Regions from separate parts of the Homo sapiens genome. Here regions 1, 3, 4, 5, 6 and 7 are each linked to region 2. A link is a loop called in an ENCODE intact Hi-C map of the cell type or tissue named here. Cell type or tissue: heart left ventricle. All regions are shown on one strand. Region 1 overlaps FOXP1 (forkhead box P1). Region 2 overlaps FOXP1 (forkhead box P1). Region 3 overlaps FOXP1 (forkhead box P1). Region 4 overlaps FOXP1 (forkhead box P1). Region 5 overlaps FOXP1 (forkhead box P1). Region 6 overlaps FOXP1 (forkhead box P1). Region 7 overlaps FOXP1 (forkhead box P1).

The links. Peaks named below come from ENCODE experiments on the same cell type or tissue, not always from the same donor. Only the 100,000 strongest peaks of a DNase experiment are listed, where the experiment ranks them.
Region 1: a loop joins it to region 2, with 2.7 times the contacts of the local background. A loop is called at or near these places in 10 of 110 quality-filtered maps.
Region 3: it touches region 2 in a loop (1.9-fold over the local background); 15 of 110 quality-filtered maps call a loop at or near these places.
Region 4: it touches region 2 in a loop (2.2-fold over the local background); 21 of 110 quality-filtered maps call a loop at or near these places.
Region 5: a loop joins it to region 2, with 2.6 times the contacts of the local background. A loop is called at or near these places in 18 of 110 quality-filtered maps.
Region 6: a loop joins it to region 2, with 2.5 times the contacts of the local background. A loop is called at or near these places in 27 of 110 quality-filtered maps.
Region 7: it touches region 2 in a loop (4-fold over the local background); 28 of 110 quality-filtered maps call a loop at or near these places.

What each region holds. Positions count from the first base shown.
Region 1 is chr3:71,200,299-71,204,298 of GRCh38, forward strand. All of the region lies in intron 5 of FOXP1 (forkhead box P1), which reads right to left. Among named protein-coding and RNA genes, the nearest start is that of FOXP1-AS1, 87 kb to the right of the region's middle. In heart left ventricle, no CTCF peak of the experiment used is centred here; no DNase peak of the experiment used is centred here.
Region 2 is chr3:71,128,153-71,132,152 of GRCh38, forward strand. All of the region lies in intron 6 of FOXP1 (forkhead box P1), which reads right to left. Among named protein-coding and RNA genes, the nearest start is that of FOXP1-AS1, 160 kb to the right of the region's middle. RefSeq lists an enhancer at 1,573-2,315. In heart left ventricle, no CTCF peak of the experiment used is centred here; DNase peaks (open chromatin) are centred at 2,449 and 2,769; H3K4me3 peaks cover 4,000 bases; H3K27ac peaks cover 4,000 bases.
Region 3 is chr3:71,224,478-71,228,477 of GRCh38, forward strand. The region is part of intron 5 of FOXP1 (forkhead box P1); the gene reads right to left. Among named protein-coding and RNA genes, the nearest start is that of FOXP1-AS1, 63 kb to the right of the region's middle. RefSeq lists enhancers at 1,990-2,490, 3,684-4,000. In heart left ventricle, no CTCF peak of the experiment used is centred here; a DNase peak (open chromatin) is centred at 2,464; H3K4me3 peaks cover 2,002 bases; H3K27ac peaks cover 2,173 bases.
Region 4 is chr3:71,302,687-71,306,686 of GRCh38, forward strand. All of the region lies in intron 4 of FOXP1 (forkhead box P1), which reads right to left. FOXP1-AS1 (FOXP1 antisense RNA 1) reads left to right here. Exons shown (of 5, transcript NR_126463.1): 4 at 42-174; 5 at 2,986-3,168. Among named protein-coding and RNA genes, the nearest start is that of FOXP1-AS1, 15 kb to the left of the region's middle. RefSeq lists an enhancer at 3,112-3,767. In heart left ventricle, a CTCF peak has its summit at 2,177; a DNase peak (open chromatin) is centred at 2,635; H3K4me3 peaks cover 1,606 bases; H3K27ac peaks cover 1,790 bases.
Region 5 is chr3:71,005,009-71,009,008 of GRCh38, forward strand. The region is part of intron 12 of FOXP1 (forkhead box P1); the gene reads right to left. Among named protein-coding and RNA genes, the nearest start is that of FOXP1-AS1, 280 kb to the right of the region's middle. In heart left ventricle, a CTCF peak has its summit at 2,006 (motif pointing right); no DNase peak of the experiment used is centred here; H3K27ac peaks cover 2,171 bases.
Region 6 is chr3:71,253,313-71,257,312 of GRCh38, forward strand. All of the region lies in intron 5 of FOXP1 (forkhead box P1), which reads right to left. Among named protein-coding and RNA genes, the nearest start is that of FOXP1-AS1, 34 kb to the right of the region's middle. In heart left ventricle, a CTCF peak has its summit at 1,990; no DNase peak of the experiment used is centred here; H3K27ac peaks cover 1,143 bases.
Region 7 is chr3:71,245,581-71,249,580 of GRCh38, forward strand. All of the region lies in intron 5 of FOXP1 (forkhead box P1), which reads right to left. Among named protein-coding and RNA genes, the nearest start is that of FOXP1-AS1, 42 kb to the right of the region's middle. In heart left ventricle, a CTCF peak has its summit at 2,231; DNase peaks (open chromatin) are centred at 666 and 3,651; H3K4me3 peaks cover 457 bases; H3K27ac peaks cover 2,239 bases.

The DNA.
Region 1 (4,000 bases), 72 kb after region 2:
CCTAATGCAGGTGATTTACACATATTCTCCAATTTAGTGCTGCTGATGATTGTTACCCCCAGTTTGCGGATGAGAAAACTAAGGATCCACAAGTTATTTAGTTTGTCCACTACATGTCACAGCTAGTAATGGTGGAATCAGGATTTGAAGCAGTTCAGTTAAGTCAAAGCCCTTTACCACAATGTGTATTTTTAAAGTTGAGGTTCAGTGGGGGCAAAACAATGAAAACGGCAGGCTCACACTCCAAGTTCACAGACCAGAATTTGGAAAAGGAAAAGCAACAATCATTAAAGGAAGTGAAGAGTTCAAACATGAAAGCTGAGAAATGCCTGAATAATTAAGACTTTAATGTGAAATACCAATCCCAGATTAAAGGGCAGAAAATTTTTAGGCAAATGTGTTCCAATTGTGGAAGGACATATGTACAACCAATGCTACAGATTTCTGCCCCATACATGAAATGTGACAACAGGGAAATTTCAATCTTTGGGTATCTTTAGAGGACATTGTTTTCTTGCTAGAAATTGGATGAAGTCTGTTTTCTACAGACTTGCACAAAAACCAAATGGAAAAATTAAAAGCAGAAAAATTCACATGTTTCTTCATTTCCTTTCACTGTATAGCATGATCCAACTTGATACAGACTCTTCATAAACCCAAAGACGTATATATTTTTTAAGTTGATTCAATTCAAAAGTGGATTGAGAATGGCATTTTTCACTAGCAGGTGGGAAACAAACTCAGAAGTAACAGCTGATTCACTCTCATTTTTTGATTTCTATTATTATTTTTTCATTCTCATGTCTTCAGATCAGACTTTCTAATAACTACAGTCCTTTAGAAATTGCAGTTATATTCTTACTGTCCACAGAGTAAAGCGTCTATCAAAAATAACCAAAATCTTCCCTAAGATATAAGAATCAGGTAACAAGATAATTTGTGACAACATGAGTGCCTTGTTCATCACCAAAAAAGAAATGAATTAGTGAAACCTAGGTACTTTTCCCTGGGCGTTTCAGTCTCTCTTCCACAAACTTGCCCCTTTGTACAGAACTAAAGGAAAAGAGCCGGGTGCAGTGGCTCATGCCTGTAATCCCAGCACTTTGGGAGGCCAAGGCAGGCAGATCACTTGAGGTCAGGAGTTCGAGACCAGCCTGGCCAACATGGTGAAACTGCTCTCTACTAAAAATACAAAAAAATTAGCCGGGCATGGTGGCACATGCCTGTAATCCCAGCTACTCGGGAGGCTGAGGCAGGAGAACTGCTTGAACCCAGGAGGCAGAGGTTGCAGTGAGCAGACAGCATGCAACAGAGCAAGGCTCTGTCTCGAAAAAAGGGGGCGGGGAGAGGGAAAAAAAAAAGAATTATAGGAAAAGGCACAGTGTTAGGTATTTAAGCAAGAGAGCATTTGTCTTAGAGTAGGTAGCAAGGAAATCCATCTAATTATCGGGATATATCTCAAATATATATAAAGAAAAAATCTATAGATATAGATTTAAAAATATGTATATATATAGATATTTTTCCTTCTGGGAATACCTTCCCATACCAGGGACTTGATCCCCAAAAGACAACAACATTGCACATATATAAACTCTATCCCTGCCCTAAGAATGAGGCATAAATATTTAGCCAAATATCCTGTCCTGATGGAAGAGAACTGCAGGTAGAATGCTGCTTTCAGACTATGTGACCATCGGGATCCCAGGCCTGAGAGCAGGTGTCTAAGAGATTGGTCCTGCTTTTGTTTCCTTGGTGAGACACCATTCTGGTGGGTGGAGTAAGAACAGTCTCCAATACACAATTTGATGAGAAGGCCCTGTTTTTGCTCCATGCAGTTCCAAAGCAGACTGCCAAGTCCTCCAGTACAAGTTTTGCAGGCATCAAGCCAAGCAGCTTGGCTTGTGAATCAGGTTTGTGAGAGTGCAGGCTTTGGGACCAAAATTGCAGAAAGGATTATTTTGGTCTGAGGATGTCCTTAATTAGTCAAGTGCTAACAGTAGTATGTAGGTTGGAAGATTTAAAATTTCCCATAATCTCCCACACCAATCAGGAGAAAACAGCTTTTTGAAAAGCACATGTGAAAAAATAGGAGTGTCAATGTCTAAGAACATTTCTAACAGTGTCTGGGCCAGCAATATTTCTATCAAACGTTCCAAGTCATTTAATAAGCCTTTATATCTGTATCACACTTCACAAATTGCAAAAGCCCTCTGATGTGCTTTTCAAACTTGTAACAAGGCTAGGAGGGAGATAAGGCAGGTAAATGTTATCCCCATTTCACAGATAAGAAAACTAAAGCTCAATCGGTTAAGGGATAGATGTAGCCATAACTATTCTGTTTCAGACATGAACTTGTCCATTATTAAGAATCTCCAGTTTGTAAAGTCCTGTGCTGGGTAGTGGATAATGAAATTAATGAAAAGAAAACTAAGGAAATTCCAGAAAAGACAACAATGAGAGTGGCAGGTGGACAAAGAAAAGCATTAAAATACAATGATATAAGCCATCTGCACTATTTTGCAAACAACTGTCTTTTTCTTTTGACTTTTCACTATTAGAGTCATCTGAAATCAAGTCAATATATAGGAGAGGAATCTATCTTCTCCATCAAGGGACGTTGCACCCTCTTTTCTTCGAGGAAGCTTGTCTCAGGCACCCGGTATGCATAACCTCTGCTTCTCTCTGGGGGAATAACTAACTCTATAACTAACTAACTGCCTTGCTCCATGACATACTGACAGCAGGAAACACTGTGTAATCATACAAAGTGCCTGAATACAAAGGTATGGCCACACCATACCCACAAACAAGTCCTTCTTCCAGAAACAAGACCAAATCTTCCTCTGCTTTCCTGTGTGGCATCTCCAGATGAACTGAGCCTGTTTAAATCACGTGATCCATTTAATATAACCCTACAAAGGTCAATGCTGCAATTGCATAGATGTCAAAAAGCCTAAAGAAGCCAAAATGATCTACTTCTCATCTTGCTTGGAAACATTACAGAGCTACTGACTTCAAAGGTTCGATTTTTGTGCTGGAGGGACTTGTAGAAAAGGACAAGGACTGAGTTTAGCATGCTTATTTATTGTTGTTGCCAACAGAGCTGCTCTCTGGAAGTATTCTGGAAAATTCATAATGTCCAGGCCAATGTATTTATAGTAAATTAAAGCTGTGCTTTATTATTATGATTATTTCCTTGGTTACAGTGTTGATGCTGAAAATTTAGGGAAAATAAAGCCCTTGTTATCATGCTTGTGAAAGATTTTAAGCTAACAAAAAGTTCAGTCTTGATTCCAGGGCAGTTAATTAAGGTTGACCAAGTCAGGCAGAAGTAAATTAACTTGGCTGATCAATTATTTATATGAAGCAGAATAAATGCCCTTAAAGAAGTTGGTCTCTTCATAAAAGGATGTGTAAATTAAACTAAACATAGTTTTGTAAAATATGTTTCTATTTCTATGGGGAGAAGAGAAGTTAATGGTGAAATCACTATTAGGAAAATTATTAGAGTAATTACACAGTCCACCCCCCATCCGAAAAGAAAAATTCTCTTTCTCATTGTTCATCCATGTGCAGAGAAAAAAGGAAGATGGCATGCAATTCTGAAGAGATAACAGAAGCTCATGGAAAAGGAAGGAGGAAGGAAGGAAGGAAGGAAGGAAGGAAGGAAGGAAGGAAGGAAGGAAGGAAAAGAATGTGAATTTCACTGTGTAGATTTCATTATTTTGGAAATATTGAACACATGCCTCTTACTTTATTGTCAGTTAACTCCATGCAGTTAGTAGACTGAGAAAGAATAAGGATGAGACTCAGACTAGCTTTAGCTCTAAGAGAGGTACTTTTAAAATTACTCATGTTGCATCATTAAGATTTAAAACCTTCAATAATCGTGTTCATGCCACTGAGGAAAAAAGAAGACCAACCTGTCTATATTATGATATAAAGCATACATTTAGTTCTGGTTCTCATCAAGCAAACGAACTGGTTCCCTTTTAAT
Region 2 (4,000 bases):
GCACATCACTTCTTCAGGATGTGGAGAAGTAAGGAAGCCCCTACAGAAAATCATGTTCCGGTATTTAAAGAATGTGCCAGTATGCGCACATATATCAGTGAATGCCTACATATTAAGAATGATTTCACAAAGCCATGCAAACCCCACTTGAGAACTAAAAAAAAAAAAAACGCAAATTTTAAATCTAAATTTAATATAGATTTGAGCCTTTCCCTTGGCCTCTGGAGGAATCAATTTGAGATAATGACAGCCTTGAAGATAATGAAATGGGTTACATAATATTAAAGACTAGAAGGTATTTCTGAGGGACACAGACATATAAGTAGACTCTCTGTATTACAGCACCTGCCTAACATCTTTAAAGAGAGGGGCAAAATGTTGGCCTCTGATAAATTACGTTGTACCCTAGCCACAGACACTATGGTATACTTTCCTTTAGTTGAGCTATTCATGTTTAGCTTTAAACATCAGAATATAGCCTTCGACAAAACGGTAAGAGTCACTGGTTTGTCCAATGGTATTATTATTTAAAACACACACACATACACCACACAGTCGAACTACTGAGGCAGACATTCCTAAGTGAACTGTCTAGAAAAAGCTAAATTAATGAACCAAGTAATCCTGGGAAATCCTGTCCCATAAAACCATTAGTTGCAATAGGCTAATTCTCAATAAAAAGCCTGGCAAATTCTCAGAAGGCAAAAAGCCTCCTGAGCCTTAAGGGTTAACTCACTTGCCTTAAAAAAAAAAAGACACATATAATTTCCTTTTATCATAAGACAATGCATTTATTATTTTCTGTATATCTGTTAAAGGGCATGGCTTTCGGAGTGGAAAACAAAACAGAACTTGGTCACATGTTTATTTGCTTCAGCTACTCCCTTCCCCTTCTGATAAATAATCAAACATGCCATCCAGAAAAAACAAAACGAGCGAGCTGGGAAATTTGATGGTCATCAAATAGACTAAGATACCAAGAAAAGCAGCCCACTGTTCCCACACTGAGTTTTCGGCCCCCACACCTACACTAACATCTGAGTAAATACCTTCAGTCACTCTTTCCATTTTCCCTGCAATTACTCCTACTGTTAAACAAATTGTCCTTAAGGCAGTCGCAAACATCTTATTTTTTCTTGCAAAAGAGAACAACTTCTGAACATTCAAAAAAGCCACCATAGCGATAGCAATACACACACATGCACACACACATACATACAATTATTTTATGTATCTAAATGTTTCTTCTATGAGAGGTTTGGACAACCCCAGAGCATATTTCTTTCTCTATTCTAATAGATGCTGTTTTAGATACTAAAATTTAAAAATATTTAGACTGCGGACTAGCAAACGAGGTTCACAGTAATAACAATTCTCTTAAGATCAAAAGAGCTTATTTTCCATTTCCTGTCTATTCCCTGACCACCATATAGTTAAAAAAGAAATATTAACACCTGGCTTACCAATTAAACTGAAGTTGGGGGTCAGGGAAGGGGGGTGTGGAGGGAGGGGAGAGAGGCAAAAGGAGTGACTACAGACAGGAAAAGGTGGAACCTTTTTCAAAAATGTCAAATCATGTGTTTAAAAAGTCATTTCAACAGAAAGGACTAAGAGAGCCGTTAGATTGCTCTTCTACTCAGAGCCAGGAGGCAGCCCAAGTCCAAGGGCTTTTCCTGCTATACTGATTATCCACAAGGAAAATTTTGAAAAGAGCCTTCCAACATCAAAGTTAACAACCATCACGGAAAGTGAGGCAGGCTTTCCCTTTCCCTCTGCAGCCCACTCCGTTGAAACAATAGGAATATGAATGAGATAATGACCGTGCGTGTTTCAGCAGTCTGACTTTTATTGGCATGAAATTGGTACAAATATTACCAAGACCGATTCACAAATGATGACGGTGTCGTGATGCAAACATCAGGGGACAATTCTGTAGATGCAGAATTACAAAGGCACCATCCCCACATTCTCTTACTACTTGTGATAACAGGAAGAAAAAGAAGGCAACACGAAACAATGTCACAGTAAGCAGAGAGAGGTTCCAATCTACGTTTAGCCTATAAAACTATCCTGACACCACCCGGCTGCTTACTTAGCTGATTATATCCAAAGACATATTTGAAAACAAGAGTGAATTAAACAAGGAGTTAGAAGGAAACGGTCCTCTCAAATCTCTAAAAAGAAAAAAGCCTCTGATGGAGAGAGGAGGGAAGGGGGAGGAAAAAAAGCAGTAAACAAGTTGGATCACCTTATTTCGCCCTTCAGAGAATGTCTGCACAAGAACGGATCCCTAGTTTAAAAGTTTAACCCAGCAAAAAAATGTTTCTTTTTCTCTGGACACTTACAGAGAAAATGAAGAGTTTGGCGAAGGGAGCCCGTACTGTCTGCCTTTGGATTTCCGTCTTCTTGCTGTAGATGGGTTCTGGCTGTTTCTGCGAAGCGGGGGTTGCCGAGTGGTAAAAAAGATGTTTGAATAAACAGGAAGTACTGTGCGGCTGAAGCACACTCGAAGAGAAAACACACTGGAACATTGCCCTTTGTAGGCAACCTCAGGGAGGTTTGCCTCCACAGTAGCTGGCTGGGCTCTCACTAAATGACAAAGAAACCACAAGAATTCCTCAAGTAATTCTTCACTTTCAAAGTTGAAAGATCAGTTGGAGCTTGCAGGTAATTTTCAAAGTTGCATTTAGCACTTAAAGAAATCTATTAATGCCACACATATCTAAACCGCTCCAGGTCTGCAAGCAGCGACACAGCACACGCAGTGCGCCCTGGCTAGACCAAGCCCTAGCCAAACACAGCTCATTCACGCAGACAAATACACACCAACAGGGTTTCGGGAAACCTGCTCTTGAGATATTTTTGTGGTGACATTTACATAGGCAGGATGCTTTAAAAGAAAAAAAAAAGAAGAAGAAGAAAATTCAGATTTTGCAGACTTTAGAGGATTTTGTCACATGTATTTTTAAAGAACACATCGTCCCGTATTCCAGGGATATGCCCTGGATCTGGCTTTGACTGGCTGTCCTTTACATTTTCTTTCTCCACCATCAACCAAACTACCTGTTTATCTCCAGATGCCTAGCTTGCCTAATGGAACACTCCTTAACCCGCCCCAAAATGATTGTCACAGTCCTGTCTTCCGTCACCGGAGTAATTCAGCAAATACTGTGAAGAAAAGTAAACTGCTGAAGGCACAGCAAGTCAGCTTGAAAAACAGGAGGAAGAGTTGAACAGCCATATTCAATAACAAAAAAAAAAAAAAAAAAAGGAGGAAGAAAAGGATTCCTTCTGAAAATGTATTGCTCTTGTGGCAATGTTCTTCTGCCACAGAAGCTACTGATTTGTTATTTAGCATGGAATGCTGGACTGTCTGTCATCCAGGTGCTAATACTCGGCTAAAATAACTCATTGGGAGCTGTCAGTGGGATGTTTACATAGGCCCCAATCTTTTCTTCATAGAAGGAAATTTTTTACTGGAATTCATCTTCTTTTGATCTCACATTCAAAGCAACGGCAGCTTGATAGACATTCAAGTCTGAAAGCAAATCCAGACGCTGAAGATAAACCGCCAGAAAATGACAGGCAGAAGCATCTAAAGCTTATAAAAATGAAGAGAACAGCATGTCGCCTGAGTATTACAATAGCAGAAATCAAGAGACATATTAGGTGGAACTGATCAGCCACAAAAACAGTTCAAAAGGCAGATCATAGAAACAGAAGACTAGGCTGGGGGAAAAAATGGGAAAGATCTGGTTTACTGCCTCATCTCCCTTCTGAGTCTCACAGTGCTTCCACGCCTGCCTTCTCCACTTTGGGGAGGGGTGGAGTATCCAATGCAAATGTTCCTCTCTAACTCAGCTGGTCCAGTTAGAGACCAGGAAATGATTTCCTAGCAATCCCTTTTCAAGGGGCAGGAGAAAAAGGCAGACTCTTACCTTGCTCAGTGTCCAAAATCCTGCATTTTATTAGCATCCCCTGCAGCTGCTCTGCGTTGCAG
Region 3 (4,000 bases), 96 kb after region 2:
CAGGACAGTGATTAAGTACAATCCGCACAAGTGATGGGCAAGAGGCAGAGATGGGAAGCTGTGATCAAACGGAGGACTGGAAGTGTCTCAGAAAACATACACAGCAAAAAACCAGTGAGACTGGACAAGCTTCTAAAATTATCCAGCAAGTCAAAGGGAGAGGGCCCAGCACCCAGCACAGTGACACATAGTAGGTGGACATTTGTTGAATAAACAAATCAATGACCAGATGGGACAGAACCATCCCCTCACCCAGTGGTTCTATGTGAGTTGCCAGCATCAAATTAGAAAATAATCACAGATTAGCACTGTAGGCCAAGGACACCCGACAGACTGGTTGTTGTGACAAGGTTATATTTGACATTATTCTAACATGATAATGTAGGCAATGTGTTTAAGAGAATTAGAAATACTCAGCTACAACGGTACCCAAATCTGCCAGGACTTGGCACATCACAGTCAATATTTTGAATGAGTGAATGAGTGCCTAAGTGGATGAATGAATGATAGAATATACATGACCTATACAATACCTGCAATAAAACACAGCCACCTTCAAAACCACACTCAAGGAACAATATTCACAAAGCCAGACTGAACAAGCAACATTGGATAAGGAGTTAAGGCATCTTGTTTCTCAAAAATTTCAATGATACAAAGGCACTAGCTGGGAGGCGGCAGTGTGAGAGAAGTAAAGATGCCTGTGATTCTGTTGCCATGTTATTCCAACACATTTGCGGCATAAATGCTAAGCTGTCAATCCCCTTTGCCTGGATAGCCACAGTTCAGAAGTGGCTCAATCTGATCAGCAGTGAGCTCTCTATTTAATACCTCTTACTTCATAAACTACTAGTGTAGCTCAATTCTCTGAACAACTGGAAAGGAAACAGAGCTGATAAGAGAATTAATACTTTCTTCCCAAATCACATCATCTAGGATAATAAAAGCATGTTAAACAAATAACTCTTAAAAGAAGTAGGAGAAAAACATTTTAACGTGAAGCTCTAAGCGATACTGATGTTTATAATTATGACGAGGAAGGAAAAAAATTTCTGAGCTGTCATAATTGCTAATGCTACGGATTTGTTCCCTGTAGAATTCTGTAAGATAAACAGAGATTTGCATATTTTGAAGGTATTTTGTCTGTCTGTTAAACACTCCTGTTACTGTAAAGATGTTTTTCCTTGCCAGAAATAGCTAGCGATTTTTCTCATCTCATTTCTAGTTCTCTGCCCACTTGCTTTCCCCTCCCTAGGTTTTGGGAGTTCTCCCTCAAATACTAATGGTGGAGGAAACAAATCTTTTGAACAGTGGAGACATGAACAGAAACCCAATCACATCTATGGAAAGGAGCTGGATATGAGGACATATTAGTGCAGAGGAAGAACGGGTGCAGCAAAGAGAGACTGGGCACGGGGGCCCAAGACGGACTGAGAAAAATCATGTCTTCAGATATTTAGGCAACACTGAGTTTCAGAGGGCTTACCAAAAAAAACTTTCACTTTCTAGAAACAAATGGTAGCTTTGCAAGCTGAGTGATGCCAAGTTTTAAACAGCCTGGTTCAGATTCAGGAGAGACAGGGGCAGAGAAAAAACTTCTGAGACACTACTTCTATTTTTACAGTCACTTTGCTTAGACATCAAGGGCATGGGCACTTTTTTGGCAGCCTGTGCTGCTGGACGCCTCTGAGGAAAAGAAGTTGAAATTACATCAATTGAATCTTCCCATTTCCTAGAGCTAACTCAAGTCCCTCTGGTTAGGAACTGGTGTGTCTTGCTTTGGCTCTTGAGGTCTGAAATGGTAACAATCTTGGGCTCTTTCTTGCAGGGGAGGCTGGGATTCTTCAAAGTACAGATCCTTGTTCTAAGCCTAGATGGATGAGGCTGACATCAGAGCATTGCCTTTTCAGTTTGGGCTACTTGCCTCAGGCCCAGATGTGACTCCTGCCAGCCTCACTGCTCAACTCCACCCGGCAGCCATCCTGAAAATGCCCGTCACCTATGCAAGAGCCTCTTCCAGGCACAAGTGATGGCAGGGTCTACTCTGGGGGTCCCTATTGCTTCCCGGGGTTCTCTCTCTCTCTCTCTCTCTCCTGTCTCTCTCCCTCTCACTCCCTCCCTACCCCCTTCTGCATCTCATTCTGGCTCAATCTCTTTCACTCTGTCTCACCCTGTCACACAGTCTCTTTCCCTTTCAGTTTGCCATCTTCCTCTTAGTATCCCTTTCTCTCTGCTTGTCATTTTCCTCTCGCAGTCTTGCTCTCCACCTCCATCTCACATCCTGTCTCGCTGAGTCTCTCTTTTGCTCACTCCCCGCACGCACTACCTTGCTCGTTCTCAGGCTCCCTGCAAGGGCACTAAGTGCGCTGTTCACCGGCCAAGAAGAGGGATCCTGTACAGTCACACTGGTCAGACTGGGGTAAGAGCCAAAGCACGCAGGATGTCAGACGGCAGCTGACAGTCCCCTCTGATGACAGGGCAGAGCGCACAGGACGACTCTGGTTTGGCTGTGGGTGGGGAGAGTCATTTTGGTCTTCGTGGTAATGGCGGTGCCGGGCCTCCTGGACCACATGAGAAGGCTGGTGCGGTTCTAGCGATGCAGTGGTTCTCACACTCTTAGTCATCCTTCCACTGACACACAGTGGCTCAGAGCCCACTGCAGTCCCCTGCTCTTGTCTAAGTCTGCCTTTACAGCCCCACAGGCACGCGACCATGGTGACATCGGGCAGCTTTTATGATCCTCATGTCTCCTCGGATCCCCTTCCCACACAACTCTAAGATTCGGAACACAAATAGCGTTTACGTGAAGACCACGACCACAGGGCATCAAAAATTACCGTGTCTTCCTATTGGAAGCAACAGAGCCCTCTGATATAATGAGTCTGTAAACATACACTTGTCAAAACAAATTGAAAACACTCTCCCGCCAAAGAAACCCCCCAGAAAACTATTAGTCAATTTGAAATTATTCTAAGGTCCAGCTTAGTCTAGAGCTTATCTAACGGTCTATTGAGTTCTCAGTAAGTCATGTGAAAGGAAGTCCTATGATAACATTTCCTGAGACTTCTAGACATTTGATTAAGGAGTTATAAATCTTACAGTCTGACTTGTCACAAGCAGAGTGAGATTACACCCAGGGCTGTCAAGATTAAGTAAACTTGTCTTGTTCTCTTACAGGTCTTTCTCAGCCTTATACCATAGATTAAAGATTTGTTTTGAGATTAAAAAATGGTTACCATCATGCTCAATGTTTTTAAAAAAAAAAAAAAACAGTCAAAGGAGTATAAAGTGACAATTTTCAATCTTCACATCCTGAAACGTATTTACCTGCTATTCATCGGCAAGATTTTAATAAGCAGTAAGTAAAGAGGAAGGAGGAGTGCCTTCTGGGCTAGTCCAAAACTGTTGCCAGATTAATTCATTACAGCTAAAATGAATAACTATATTAAATCGAAGAATGTGTATGACTATGCAGCTCCCGATCTTCCAGTAACCAATTCCAAGAATGTGGTGGAATCAAATCAATATCATGGTGGGGCGGGTGGGGGGCGGGGGAGGTGTCCAGAAACCTCTTTGCAGAAGCCCCTGTCAAATTATATTGCTAATTTTGAATTGACACATTATTCTAGGAATGACCAGCAGTTACCATCAGCAAACCTGTGGAGACTGAGGTTTGAATCCAACACATCACGGAAAGAGAGGATATTTAGGGAGTTCTAGGTCACTGGGATGCTTCCTCAGTTTAGTGACAAGAGATTTGGTACCTAAGTGGAGAACTTACTGTTTTCAATTCTCTATACGCACCGAAATTATTGGGTTAAATAAAGACATGACAAGCCATAAATCAACCTGCTTTTTTTTTTTTCCTGTGGAGTTTTTACTCAGGTGTACTCTAAATGTGCATTAAACTGCAGCTCCATTAAGCAGTTACAATGAAGGTAAAGGGCACAAGGCTAAACACCACAGGACCTTGTATGGATCTCATAGCTTTAATGGAATC
Region 4 (4,000 bases), 170 kb after region 2:
CAGAAATTACTTATTTTCCTTTATGTCATTCTCTGTAACAGTTAAGATCCTGTGAACACCAGAATTGTTCCATGGCCTCTTCACTATTGATTGCAACAGTATCATTTACCTGAAGTTACACAGTGACCACAAAAACCATGTCCAGGACACCAAATTTCTACTGCGAACTCTAGGGTGAGACACTAAATGTACATTCCTCTTTCTCTACCTCCCCAACCACCCCTCCTCCCTAATTAGGACTGTTATTCTAAAGAACCCTCAGATTATTGCAGTATTTCAATATCATACTTTCTATGGATATATTTTGCCCTTAATTTAATCTGTGTGACATATAATACACGGTGTCCACTAGTATGTCCTACTTGGAACTGAGTTGCAGGTAAATGTGGAGGTGCAATCTCATTTCACAAAACTGAAAATGAAGAGTATCAGCTCTTTTTTTCCCCATTTATAGTATTTCCCCCTTCCCTTTCTTGACAGCTAAAATAAATTATCTGCATTAAGATTTCTGCATTATATTTCATTTTATATAATTGTGCAAAAGCAACTCTGAAGTATGCCCAACATAGTTCATCTCAATCTTCAGCCTACCCAATACTGGCTGAGAACCTATTGTGTACCAGTCTTAATAAAGATGCAAAGATGAGCAAAGCAAGCCCCTGGGTGGTGATGGGGGGCAGTTCAGTAGGTCTATGGCTAGAGGACACTTTCTTACTAGGAAACTGAGGAAGGAACATGGTTCAAACTTCCCATACCCCCAAATCCTCCAATCAAATGGCCTGTACTCATTTGCAAAAACTGGTCCAAATAGGCCAATTTCCAAGAGTTTGCTGCCTCTTTAAATAGGGAATCTTATCTTCTGTGGGCTTTAATATCTTGTTTTTCAATGACTTCTTAGAAAATATAAGGACATCAACATATATTTGACTATTGAAAAATATAAGACAAGAGTCACTTTATTTTCTATAGTGAAGAAAATCTACTCCAAAATCAATCTCAAAGTTTGTTCTATGCCCTTAAGACTTCAAATACTGAGTAAGATTTCAAAAAAGAAAAGAAAAAAAAGTGGGGAAGGTGGGGAATGAAGAAAGAAAAGAAGAAAATAAAAACGGAAAAAGGGGAGAAAGGAAAAAATAGAGAAAAACAGAGGGGAAAAAGAAAGGAAAAGAATAAAGCAAGGAAACAAGAAAGAAAAGGAAGGAAGAAGCTGCTGTGCAGCCGGGGTCTCTGAGACCAGAGGCAAACTTGGACGCTACCCAGGCTTGCAGCTTCACAAACACTACACTTCTTTTACTTGTCTCTATCAAAGAAATGTGCGACTTTGAATCCACCATTCTTCAAATCTCTCTCCTATCCCTGCAAGTAACATTTTACTTCCTTTCTCCTCATCCTCTGGGGCCCTCATCAGATCATAGTACCTAACTTTGGAGTCCATTCTAGTAGGGCAAAAACCTAAAATATTATACATTAAGCCACGTGGTGCAGTAAACCCCAGTCGATGCTTGCCCATGAAATTACTTCAGGCTGGCAGCCCCCCACTCACTCCACATCGGCCCATCTCATTTGGAAAAATGACTCTCTCCTGCCTTACAGAAAAGGAAAACCCTGGCCGTGGTCATGTGAAAATATTTTATGGGTATCCTTTAACAGCCTTTAAATGTTGAAACCTAAAAACAATATTTGCTGTTTTCCCTTCGAAGCTCTAACAAAGCCTTTGTTTTAGATTCACCTTTAGTGTGCAATAAGAGTTAATAATCAAATCCATCCCAACCCCCACAAATGTTAAACAAAAAGATAAAAGAAATGCAAATAGCTATTGTCATGGAAAGTTAAAGTACCTGTCTGTATTTTTAAGTGAAAACTATTATCTCTATCAATCAAAATTTAAGAATACAATAGCACTAATCACAGAAGGTGCTCTGACGGAGTTACTTTGCCTCAAAAAAAAGTATTTTTCCCCTTAAAAACCAAGTATAAAAGTCATATACTTACAATTAGATAGAGTATTTGTAATTTTGTTATTAAAAACCTTCAGCAGCCTCACTGTTAATAAATGCTTCTAAGTCTCTAGACTGATTTGTACCCAAGAAGACACAAGTCCCTACATATTTTAATAAGGTTGATGAAATTTTATTTAAATTCTCACAGTTTCCAACCGGCGGGGGAACAGCACACTCTTCTGTTGAAAAGAGTTACTCAAACAGAGGCAACAGTTAACCGGTCATGAAAACTCCTTCTTTTAGAGCCTGGACATAATTCCCACACCCTGAAATATCTTCACACAGGACATATCTTCCTTGGATGGTTCACCCTTGTTAATTGTGGCAACTTATTTTTGAAATAACACTCTACCCTCAAAAAGAAAGCAGAATACCCCCATCATACCCCAGAATGATCTAAGTGTACACTACATGAATTTCTCTGAGTCTGTTTTTAAAAATTCACTTTAAAAAAAGACTGGATTAGCCCCTGAATATGGTGCTTTCTAAAGACAGTACGGGAACAAAAAATAGCAAGACCCCAGATAGTAAAACAAACAGCTCAAGATTAAAATTCCTAGAGCAAACAGTTAAGCCAGGATGCCATTATGCACACTGAGCCTGGATGATGTCTCCTCCACCGTGGGGCCAAGAGGCTGTCATTTTCCCCCCAGCAAGATCAGATTTCCTTCCCTCCCGACCGCCTCTCTGAGCATCATGGCCAACATCTCTAGTGTGCTATTAATATCAATGAAGAGACGATTCGATTTCCACAGAAGAAAACCTTTCCTATTCCGGCACAGACCTTCGGGGAGGACCCTGGCCCGGGTATAGACAATACAGCGGCAGAGTTTCTGTTTTCTTACAGTTCAGTCTTAGACACTGTTTGAAGGCTTTTAGCAAACAATGGCAGCATTATCTGCAGGATAGTTACAAAACAGGATTTGTTAGGACAAAGAATAATAAAGCTGCTCTCTCTCTCTCTTTTCTTTTTAATTCCCCCTAGTCCTCACGAGCCTTTCTCTGCGAGTCCAAAATTCAGCCACATTTCCTAAGAGGCACCTGTACTTGTCTATTTCAATGCAGCCAGAAGCTGACAACGGCCCAGGAACCAGGACTGCTTTCAGGAGGCGCTCAGAAGGGCAGCAAAGTACCCTCTCAACATTAGTAAAATGAAACAAAAGTGTCAGCCTTGGCTTCGCACACACTTACCCGTTCATGGTGAGGAGGCAAAGCTTTGGGGCGGGAGAGGCAATTTTCACACAACGGAAGAAAGTTGAGAGTTTGTAAGGGAGAAACTACAGGCGCTTGGAAGCCTGCTGGCTCTCAGGGCTCCCAGGCTGGCGGCAGTGTGAGGAAGGACTGAAGGTATGTGGGCTAAACACAACAAAAGCCACTGCCTTACTCTAGATTAAATATGCAGGAAGAGGCCCCTTTGCATAAACACAAACACTCAGCAAATGAATAACTGGCTCAATCAGACGCCCGCTGTGCCTTCTACCTGTCCTCACTCTGACAGGAGACACTGCCTATTCCAGGGGACACCACTAAACAGGAGTCAGTTAAATGTTATGTTGCTATAATAACAATTAAAATGAATTGTATTCATTAGTAATTAAGAACTCACTCGTGGGGCGGGGGGGAGTGCTATTGTTGTATCTCCAGCTACTCCAAAAAGAACTTGTAGTATACCCATCCCTGGAGTTCTACTATGGGTTGCATTTCAATCTTTAACATTCAACGAATTTTAAACAATCGGTTTGTTTAGTCACAATTGTCAGATATACGTCTCGTTTCTCTGCTTTGTCACATTGTAAGTTGATACTTGTGACTCTGTACCTACAAAGATCTGTTTGATATATGCATATAAAGTGTACATATAAAAATATATACACACACATATATATATGTGCATATATACTCACACATAATACATTCAAGCATATCTAGTTAAAGAGAATAAGCCAAAAAAAAAAAAAAAAAAAAAAAAACGCTACTTAACTATATTCTCTAGTTCACTA
Region 5 (4,000 bases), 120 kb before region 2:
ACGTTGGCATGTGTCATTTTTCCAGACCGAAATTGATGCAAATATAAAATCTTGCTAAAATACAGCTATAAAAACAACAGGCTACTATAAATATAGATTGTTTGGTAGGATTGAATTTTTATTACTTTTTCTTTAATTTTTTGGTAGACTGCCCTAGTTTCCATTATTCTATAACCATCCTAAGTTGAGACATCAAAAACTGGCAGCATCTCTTAGCCAGTGAGCTGACACTGAGACTCAGGAGCAGTAGTGGGTCTCTGTGAATAGAAACTGAATCAGAGGTGGAGAGAAACAAATACCTGATTTAAAAAAAAAAAAAAAAAAAAAAAAAAACCAGAATCATAAGGAGTGCCCTTTATGAAGACGGGTATAAGAGAAAAAAAATAATGCTAACTTCAGTTGATTTTTATTCTTCTTCAAGACTATAATATAATTTTCTTATCTGTAATAGGCAGAATTCTACTGAAACACATATTAAATCTGAGGATTAATATATTATTTGGGGGAAATGTATATCACCATAAAAACGAGAATAGAATTACACAGTCAAGACACATCATGGATGGAAAACACATTTGGAAAGAATGTGACCCTGTTCATGCATCTCCAAAGACCCACCCTTGATAGGATTGAGTTTAAGTCTATCAAACACAATGTACCTCTTGTTTATCACCATATGGAAGAAGCGCATAAAAAGCAGACGTGAAGAGATTTAAAAAACCTTCCAAAAATAAAGCAAGAAAATCCAAAGCAGAAAAGGAAAAGTAGAGCGCTTCCTTTCTGCCTGTGAGAGACGGAGAGCATTTCAACAGCTGATTCCAGCCTCGAAGTATACAGCACACATAAAATAAATACAGGTCACAAAAATTAACAAATCATCATAACTGTCTAATACATCCTGGGCTGGCTGCGGAAAAACAAGATCATTCTGGATTTATATCTGTAAGTATGGGATTTCCTGGACAGCTAATATCCACAAACAATCAAACACAGGAGGAACACGGGGGAAAAAGGCAGCATTATTTCAAATTTGAGCTGAGAGTCGTGATTTGTAAAGGGCTGAACAGGAACTGGAGTTGAAATTTGAAGCAAGGAAATTCTTGTACTAGGCACTGATGGACACTTCTCTGTTTCTCTTGGCTCCGTACAGGTTTTTAGGTCACTGGGTTTTGAACGTAATGCCAAATGAGAATCTCGCTAGTACAGAAGCTTTGAAAATGACAACTAACTTAATCTCTCAATTTAAATAAAATAATAATAATAAAAAAATCTAATGATACTTCACTCAAGAGTCAGAGCTTTTTATGAGACCTGTTGCCAATATTAGTGTCTTGGAATGATCTCATCTTTCATCCTGGCTAAATTCCAACACACAATTTCATTAACCCAGGTACCGCAGGTGATAAAACTCATTTTTCCCTAAAGAGACAGCTAAAAAGTACCAGTTATACGTTTATGAAGTACCAGCAATCAAAATTATGGATTTTCTAAAAGGTTTTTAACTACTTTTATTGAAAGGAAAATCGCTGTCTCAGACTTTTGTGACACTATTGCTAATAATAAATTTTACCATTTAGACATGGCCATAATATGGTAGACAGTGTCAATAAAAGTATGGAGCAAAGATGATCCCTGTCTTTTAAGTAATGCCTTCTAATTACATGCCGGAAATGATCACATGAAATACCTAAGCTAACTAATGGCTCTTAAAATATAAGAACACTCAACAATGCATCTACAGTGATATAGATGTACCGCATGCACATATGCAGTTATATGTAGAATTAATTGCATAAGTAGACATTCAAAAAATTTTCCAATGTTTTCAAAGCCTACAAGAAAAATTTAAATTTAATTTGCATTTCTAACTAAAATCTGTTTGTTGAAAAAAAATGCGTTCAAATGTTATTTGCTTCCTTTTGAGCAAAGAGGTGGCACTGGGCCTGTTATCTTTGGCAAACTTGTCTAAACTTTTCTATCTAATATTCTATATATCACTAGAGGGCACTGTGGTATTTAGGCCACTTTGACCTCTTCGAGTACTAAGAAAGGTCTTGAACTCCTAAGCAATGTCAGAAAGGTTAAAAAAGACATTAAAAGGGGGAAAAAATTTTTTTTGGTAACACCCTATTTTTATTTTTCTAAAACCAATAAAAAATGCATGATAAGTAGAAAAGTCAAATTCATAAAAATATACAGCTCATTTTGCAATACTCAAAGACTTGTCACCTCAGATCTGATGGGGAAAATTTTCATCCTCATCTTCTCGAGATTTAAATTGTGAGGCTGGAATTTGATTTGCATACATCCACAATTATAGACAGCTATTCCCTCTACATGGCTGAAGTCTCCTACACTAACTAGAGGTAATTTCACTGCAGAACATTCAGGCGTGCAAGCCGAGAGCCACAAATGGGTTTGAAACAATTTATGATATCCGGCCTCCTTCGACATGTATTAGCATATACCTGGTTTCTTTAACATACACTTTGTTTTTCCAAAACCACAAACATAGTTGCTGGAATTTCATGTGGAAGTGCTTAAGGGGCTGAAAGTTAACACCTTTGTGATCCACGCTGCCTCATGGTGGCTGTTAAACAAAAGCCTCTTTGTCGAGGCTTTCTTGAAGTGTTTTCTTAACATGTTCCAAGTAGTTTTAGGCAGGGAACTAAAGTAAACAAGATGTTACCATGATAAAAACACTTGTGAAAACATTACAGAGCACACTTAGTAGTTTCTTTCACACAAAACTCTTCACAGTTTTGAAAAGTAAAATTCACAGAAAAAAATTTTAAAAAGCAAGTTACCAATGAAATGTCCTCTACTGTCTACAGCCCTCGACCTTTCGGGAAGGGTCAAAGTTCCATTTCTGGGCATTTTCTTCAACATTTCTCTGTCTTCCATTACAGCACATATACAGTTTATTTTGGCTTTCATAAATTACATACATCTAACAAGCAAGGGAATTTTTGTTTTGTTCTGCATGAAGTTTTTCTCCCTGAGAAATCACCAAAAGAAAAAAAATTCTTTTCAAATAGGATACTAAGCAAGGATACAAATGATACTTTTAGTAGACGTTATACAAGTGGTCACTTAAAAGAAAAACTAGGAGAAATGGAAACATTTTCCCCCAAGCACATAAGAGTACCTGGTGTTTGTGAAACTATGGGCCTGCATTTGATTTTACCTTCTAAGTTAAAAACAGGGAAATGTGGTCAGGATTTAACCTTCAAATCTACTCCTCATTTTGCCAATGCATTACATGAGCATTAAAAAAAGGGAGGGGGAGGAAAGGGAAGAATTACAAATCCACGTTTTTACTAGTGAAGATTGTGTCTTTCACCTGGTTTGAAAAGAAGAAAAAAGAAAGGACTCAAGTGGGGAGAAGATGGAAGAACGCCGATGAGCTTCACACCACTCTGGATGATACGGGACTTGTTTTTGTTTTTCTGTTATCGGAGGATGCCAAGCAATGCAGGGCTGGACGATTTCATTAGAGTTAGCAGGAGCACCTGCTGCTATCAGTTAGCACTAACAAATGCAACAGTCACATGATAACTCATGGTTGATAGATTAAAAAAAAATCAACACTAAAACTGCAAGTTGTTTTCAGAAGAAACAGGGAAATAAATGCATACAATAGACTGGGTATCTGCTGATTCTGATAAAGCGTCCCTCTGTTGGCGGTGAGGGAAAGACAACAGGATGGTTATTTGTACAGTATTTATCTTTGAAATCAAGGGCCCTGTGGTATACCTCACCTTGGGAACAAATGCTGCAGAATGATCACAGAAAAGTGTCAAATCTCTGGTTTTGATTTACCAACAGTTATGATATTTCTTCCTCAGGAGGGAAAAAAAAATATGCTTCAGTTTTAGACCTGTGAGTCCCCCCCACCTCTCTTTTTTCTGAACCCCTCTCTCTGTTAACAGTGGCACAGTATTGACAGATGGGATTTTTATCCTGAAGAACCAAGCTTGGCCTCTGTAACAGTTACAGC
Region 6 (4,000 bases), 130 kb after region 2:
TCATAATTTTTGGCTGTGTGATCTTGAGTAATTAGCTTAACCTCTCTGAACCTCAGGTTTTCCATCTTTAATATGGAAATAATAGACGTGTTTAACTTTAGTGAGTTGTGGTGAGAATTAAATGAAATGATACATGTCCAAGTTCTGATCTTTTACACAGCAAGTACACAATGATACTTAGCTACCATCATCATCATCATCAGTATTTAATGATAATAAAGTGCAATATTACTATGAAGTATGTAACCCAGTACTCAGCATGTGCTAGGTTCTCAGTAAATATTTACTCCTTTTCTCTTCTCTCTCCCTTCCACAAATAACTCGAAGATTTAACTCTGATAAGATGTACCTATTGTAATTTTAAAAAATATTAATAAGCTCATCCCACTAAAATGGTACTGGACTTGGTGTTATGGTAGATACAAAGACAAAGAAAGCTTCAATGGACATATGACCACATAATAAATACGCCAAATGAAAAAAGTATGTACCCGTTAAAAATGTAATTAATTAAATATATGTAGCACTAACATTTAAAAAAATGTTATACATGTAAGGATAGCCCTTCCAGTTACTAAGTTTCTCTGGGTATTAAGAACAGAGGTAGTTACGATTTTAAAAATATTTTGCCTTATAGTTCAAATTTTCTGCTATGAACATGTACACCTTACAAATTTGGAGGAAAAGACATTACTTTGCAAAAGATAAAAAACAGAAGTTTCTACCTTCCTGAATTGGTTTTCTAGGGGTGAACAGTTAATAATCTGTCAACCACATAAATGGTAACAAATCTATAAGAAATTTTAAAATTTCTAAACATTTAACTAATCCAACCTCCATGCCTTAATAAGTTACTCTGGGTATTTTCCTCCCCCCTAACTTCCTAGTCTCACCAGAAGTAAAATTTTCCCCTTGGTTTCAACCTGCTTTTGTCTTCCCTGTAAGAATATTGGGAGGAGAAAATTCAGAGTACATCTTCAAGGCCCCCGCAAAGTGTGACTAGAATGTACAGGTAGGTAGGTTGGGCACACAAAAATAAATAACCTATTAAGAGTCATGACTACTGGGCTGACCTCACTCATGGAGGTATTGTGGACCGGCATTTGCTAAAAAGTTTTTCCTTATTGGTTGGCTGGCCTCAAAGAGCTCTGCGAATGCCAGGACTTATGATAAGCTATGACACACTTAACTGTTACATATTAATGTTCATGATAATACAATCTTTCATTTGGGTGATTTAAAAGTCCCTCTAGTCCGACTTACAGTTAGATATACACTGAATGCTTCATCAATCACAACCATTTTTATTCTCAATCTTGTGCAAAAATACTAGAGAAGGTGAATTCCAGTTACACACTGAAGAGGGCTTTACTGTTAGCCCTGAAAAATTTCACTCTTTTCACATGTACACTGGATTCCAACAGTTTCTGCCTAAGCATTCTATTTACCTGTGTCTTTCACTGTAGCTGATCTTATCTACAGGGTAAAAGCAAATCCACATTCATATCTCTACTATAGGGTCAAACTCCATATCTTATATGGAGAAAGCATTTCAGTTATGAGCTTGACAAAATGCCCAGCATTGCAACATTTGAAATACTTGGGAGCAAGCAGCATGAGAAGGTCACAGCAACTTGAACGGAGCTTTTTAAAAGGAGGATTTAGAACCACCTCACAGCAATAACCAATGGGCCCACTTAACGCCAAGCAGTGAGTCGGTGATCACACCTACCCTAATAAATGCACTTGAAAGAAACTACACCCTTTTTCCATTCCTGTAAAGGCTTGCTGTAGTTTCATGGCCAAAATCTTCCCACAATTAACCTCGGACCTATAGATCATAAGGCAACTCAAGACAGAGGCAGCAATCAGACTAGCCACCATCCAAAATGGTCTTGTCCTACCTTGACTGCAATTATCTTCTAAATTAGAAACACAGGAATTGTTTAGGTCAGAATATAATAGCCCGTTAGCCTTACACTGTCCCCATGTGCAACATAGAAGTAAATGCAACTATAGAGACAGAAAAATCTGTACCCCGAAATGTTTTGCTTGGGGTGGGGGAGAGTTAAGCCTAACCCTCTAAAATGAAGTTTTAAAAAAATACCTAACATATATGTATTCAATATTTACATTTTGATTTTATTATGTTTCCTCGCTTTCATACTCTTAAGTTCTCCCATCTTAACAATCTTCTTTTAGGCTAATAAATTTCTTTTGATGCCTAGGTCATTTACTGGTTGAGCTCTTAAGGCAAGGAAACACTAAATTATTGGAATTCAGTGGGGAGATGCTTCCAGGGTAAAGGTTCTCTGTTTATTAGCAAAAGAAATGCATTCAACTAATTTGACTTGTAAGTCTGATAAAATCTCCCTGGAAAAATTGATTCGATTATGATGAGTAATCCTTGGAGATGAAAAATGACAAATACACATATTATGTTTTATTATATATTAATTTTAAAAGGGTCTGAAACGAAACTCAAGTAAGCCATCTTTTAGACGTTGGAAAATGGCAAACTTCCCCACAAACTACATGCAAGAAGTAATTAAAGTAAATGAACATGAAATTAAACAGCACCCCTATAAAGTAGGATATAAAAGTAAAGATTATTAGGGAAAAAAAGACTGTCTTCCTGGTCTATATTAATCTCATGAATTGTGCATTTACTCTATTTCTCTTTTATTATTTGATGATGAGTTTTTAGAGCTTGGGTTTTATTAGGACTAGTTGGACGAAGGTCTTCAGCAGCAAGCTAAGCTACAGGTCTTGGTATGTCATTACATCTTTCCCAATGACGTAAATACCAGATGAAGACATCCAAGGTAAAGGCAGGCTCATCAAACTTGCTGTGATGCAAAGCTGGAAGGTTTCCTCACATCGTCAAAGACAGAGTCAATAGCCTGCTCAGAAAGGAGGTTGAAAGTCACAAAAGATGGGACTCCAGAGAGGAAACTGCGCCTCTCTCCAATCAACTCCACTATTCCTGTAGAGCTCAGGGACAGCAGGGGTTTGTTGAATTTGGTGGTGGGGGCGGGGCATCCAGAATCCATTCTCACTTCAATTTTCTGTTTTCTTTTCTTTTTTTTGAGACGGAGTCTCACTCTGTTGCCCAGGCTGGAGTGCAGTGGTGCCATCTTGGCTTACTGCAAGCTCCACCTCTCGGGTTCACACCATTCTCCTGCCGCAGCCTCCCGAGTAGCTGGGACTACAGGTGCCCACTATCACACCCAGCTAATTTTTTTATTTTTAGTAGAGATGGGGATTCACCATGTTGGCCAGGATGGTCTCAACCGCTTAACCTCATGATTCACCTGCCTCGGCCTCCCAAAGTGCTGGGATTACAGGCGTGAGCCACCGCGCCCGGCCTCTCACTTCAATGTTCTTTTAAGGAACTACTTTCCCCCACTGTTGCATGTAGGCTGGGACTCTTAGTCAAGATCCCCTGCCCTGTCATCGCCATGGGGTAGATATGGGACTTAGACTAGGCCTGTCTGATTCATCTGAGTAGACTGATGTGAGGACAGAAACATGTTTGAGGAGTACTGATTTTAGCAGTGGCTGCGACGAGCTGGGGAAGATACTGGCACTTCCTATATACTGGGACTGTCCTGCTTCCTATCTTAGCCATCTTCTGTTCATTCTGAGCTACCAGCTATTCATCCAATATCTTCTTTTAAGGATTACCTTTAAGTTGGCCAAAGGGAATCTCTGTTAGTTGTGACCAAAGAACTCAAGCAGTATGATGGGAAGGCCCATGCTTGATGCTGATTCACGGGAGGAAGCTGAGTTTATTGAACTCTTGCTGAATATAATTCACAATATTGTGATATAGTGCTTCTTTGTTATGGGTGCTCCTAAATTATAAAAATTTGGCTAACAGTCACTTAAAGAAAGACCAGTGGCTGAACCTGCAAGTCAGGAATATTCTTACTAGTTCTTTGCAACACAGTTTTGGCAATATTTAAAAAACGCAGAATGGGACCAGGCATGGTGGCTC
Region 7 (4,000 bases), 120 kb after region 2:
TCTCTGAAGGTTAAAATTACTTGGTCATTTAGAAGTACCTGCTAAATAAATCAGATTTTTAAAGAACAAGACCGTTACCTTCATAAAAATTCCTCATTCACATACTGTGTCACTGAGTGAAGAGTCTTAACCATTCATGCACCTGAAAATTTATTACCTGAAATTTCTAGGATGGTTACTTTTACATGATAAAGCTCTTTCCCACCTCCTCCAATCACCACCCCCCCCACCCACAAATAAACAAAAAGCATAAAATACTGTTGTCAAATCATCCTTTAGAAATTAGCTAATAAAATAAAAAATATTATGAAGAATGAGTTCCCAAAATGTTACATTTTTAAGAAAAGTTCTGCAGGTCCAAAGACAACAATAAAAAGTAAGGCTGCTTTCTTGCCATGATCACTTAGTACGAAAACCACCCCCCCCCCACCACAAAGCAGTGAGTGAAACATCCCACTCAAAGGTCAGGGCTAGGCTGATAAGGAGGGTAACAATGCTGATGGGGACCACAGAGAACTAATCTGGAGGCAGCTGAGCAGCAGCGAGCCAGCTCTGGCCCCGACGCTGAGAAGGCTTCCATATCTTTATTCCCTAGGTGAGAGCCGTGGCTGCTCTTGAAAGCAGTTTCCCCATGAGATCAGCCAAAATGAGGGTGCTTCGGTAGCGGCCAGCCCTCGGTGTGCAAGGACGGGAGGACAGGGACAGTGATGCTGCCTGCGAGAACCCGAGAAACCTTCTGTGTACCAGGCATCGAGGCAAAACATGTGCCATGAGCAAAAGGGCACAGGCAGGGGGATAAATGATACATGTAATTAAGAATGAAGCCAGGCTGATCTAGCAAATAAAATGCATGTGGCCCTGGTGAAACTTCCAAAGCTCAGAAAGAGTTCCTCCCTAGCCTGGAACCTCTGGGCTGCCCTCTAAACTGCCTTGGTTCTTATCAGATCCATATCGTACAGAAACCTAAAACCCCTGCAACTCATGTTTTATTAAAACATGTTTAGCATTCTTTTTAAAGATAGGTTTTAACCCCAAATACCCATGAAATTAAATCTCCTATGCCACTTATCTGCACTGCTGGGCAAAAACTAAAGTTGAGCTAAACAGAGAGATAGCAAAATCAATAAATCACACGAAACAAGTAGCAGTTCAAAAGTTCAAAGATATGATGGCCAGTTCAGCGCGTCTTAGCACTCACCCAATAATAACTCGTCTCCGTCACTCTTCATCGTATAGACAATTTCATGGCATCATTTTCATTAGCCTGTCTCAGAGAAAATTGCTAGCTATTTATGTATACGCTCAAATAAATTAGCCATTTCATCGAGCAATGTGATTCTTATAAAATACATTAACACAATACTCGATTTTCCAGTTGCAGTAAATAAATAAATCAATACATTCAATACAGGGTGATTCTTTCACTGTGGCGCTACAGCTCTCAGCATAAGTGTTTTTATTGGGTTTATTTGTTTCAATAAAAATTGAAATGGGCCAGTGATCTCAGTGCTAGCATCTTAAAAAAAAAATCCATCCAATATTGGGGAAAGTATTGTGCAGAACATTCAAACTTATAATTTTATTCAAGAATCATTTTCATTATGTATTATTCCACAACCTGGTTCTGTTGGAAAATTTCACAAAGGGAAAGGGGGAAATCCTGCCAGGTGTTTGACTCTGGTGGCGTTTCTGTGCTGCAGACCCCAGTCTGAGGGTGATGCTTCTGAGAGACAGCAGCACTTGGCTGAGCTGCGACCTTCTGCCTGGAATGTGCCTCTTCCCTGGGCAGGGAGAAACGACAATGGGACAAGTGCCAGATGGCCTCCTCTGTCACACCTTACGGAATGCCATTGATTGTGGCTCAGAGAAGGCCATTTATTCCAACCTCTGGGGGAAAGACCGGGGTATCATGACTGCAGGGAAGAAGAGAGAGGTGTGCTGCTGCTGTAAATAAAATCAGGCCGAGGGCCTGCGAGCGACTTTGGTGGCGAAATCAAGACACACCAGGCAGGAGATTTTCTCCAAGTCACTAGCACAATGAAAAGGGAAATATGGTAGTGGATATCTGTTGTTTTTGTCTGCCCAACATCCATGCTCCCCTTTCTCTGATGACACTAGCCTGATTTTTCTTTTGGGGAAACGCCCATTCTCCACTCTCAGTCCTAATGGTTCACAGGAGGCTGATGCATCTCTCAGCTCCAGAGGGTGGAGCCATAACCCAAGTCTGACCAATCAGTGAGTTCTGCTCTGCCAGCAACACTGATTGGCTGATGGATGGACATGTCCCAAGAATGATACTCAACTACTAGCATTCCATAGGAACTATTGGGAGACAGAAAGGCTGTCCTTCTGCTGGCTTGCTAAACTTTTAAATGCATGAATCGGGCTTGCCTCCACAAAAAGAGAGCTGGCTGAACAGAGGCCAGGACACAGCGGCAAGAAGGTGAGCACAATAGCAAGACAGATTCCTAACAATGCTCACAGAGAACAGGCCTCCTCTTGGACTTGTCAATTACACAAGCCAATTAAATTCCCTTATTTGCTTAGCCAGCTGGAGTTGGCTTTGGGTCATTTGCAACCATAAGGTGCCACACAGGAGCCCAAAATAGATAGTGTTCTATATGTAGCTCTCCTACTCTACAATATATGTTAGCCTTTATGGGAAAGCAAACCAACTAAGCACACACAAATCAATTAACTCTCATAACTAATATTCAAAATCTGTAGGATCTCGTGTTTCCTATGTAATTAACCAGTTCATCAGCCATGCTCTCTTCCTGCTAATAATGGAGTTGGAAAAAGAAGTCAGGACCCACAGTCAGAAAGAACTCAAGATGATCTCAAAGCAAACTAAACTGGAGGTCTAAAAAAATCCAGCATGGCCAGGCACGGTGGCTCACGCCTGTAATCCCAGCACTTTGGGAGGCCGAGGCAGGTGGATCACGAGCTCAGGAGTTCAAGACCAGCCTGACCAACATGGTGAAACCCTGTCTCTACTAAAAATACAAAAATTAGCCAGGCATAGTGGCGCGCACATGTAATCCCAGCTACTCGGGTGGCTGAGGCAGGAGAATCGCTTGAACCTGGCAGGCGGAGCTTGCAGTGAGCCGAGATTGCACCACTGCACCCCAGCTTGGGCAACAGAGCAAGACGTCATCTCAAAAAAAAAAAAAAAAAATTCAGCATGAAGTCGAATACAAACTTAAGAAGTTCCTCTCCAGGCTCCTCATAGTTATGGTTCAGTCAGGGATGGACCAACCTATGAGATTAGGGGAATGGCCAGCTGGTTCACACAATAGGCCTCAGGCCTGGTGTGGAGTCCTTAGTCTTGTGGTCACTGATCACAAAAAAGCCAGTGGGAAGGGTAGGAAGGAGAAAGAGCTGCATTGGTCATTGAAACAAGGCCAACACAAACTTCCCAGCCCCAGCACTTTCTGAATCCTTTTGTGTAGAATTTCTGCAGATGCTGGAAACCCAGGAGGAACCAAAGTGAACATCCTAATTTAGCATTGGAGGAAAGAAAATAACTGAATGGAGTTTAGAGTCATGTGGATGCCAGAGGCCATAGGCAAGCTAGAAACAATATAGTAAGAATATTTAAGCTGGGATGGAGTGGGCAGGGTCCTGGCGCCTGCCTGGCATTTAGCCCTGGCTCCAGCCCAGCCAACCCAGCAAACAGGGCCTTGACTTCCTCTTCCTGGGTGGGAATGAACCCCAGATCAATTCAGTCAGCCTTTCTTGGGACTAGTAACCATAGTAACATAAACAATAACAAAAACAACAATAGAAGCTACCATTTATTCTTAAATATGCCGGCAGTTATACTAGTCACTTTACATGCATTTCCTCACCTAATCTTTACAATTGCCTTGCAAAATGCAGGCTGTTATTATTTCCATTTTGAAAATGAGGAGACTGAGGCTCAGAGAGGTTAAATAATCTGCTCTTGGCCACACAACAGCTAAGCAGTGGAGTCCGGATCTGAACCCAGCCCTCTGGC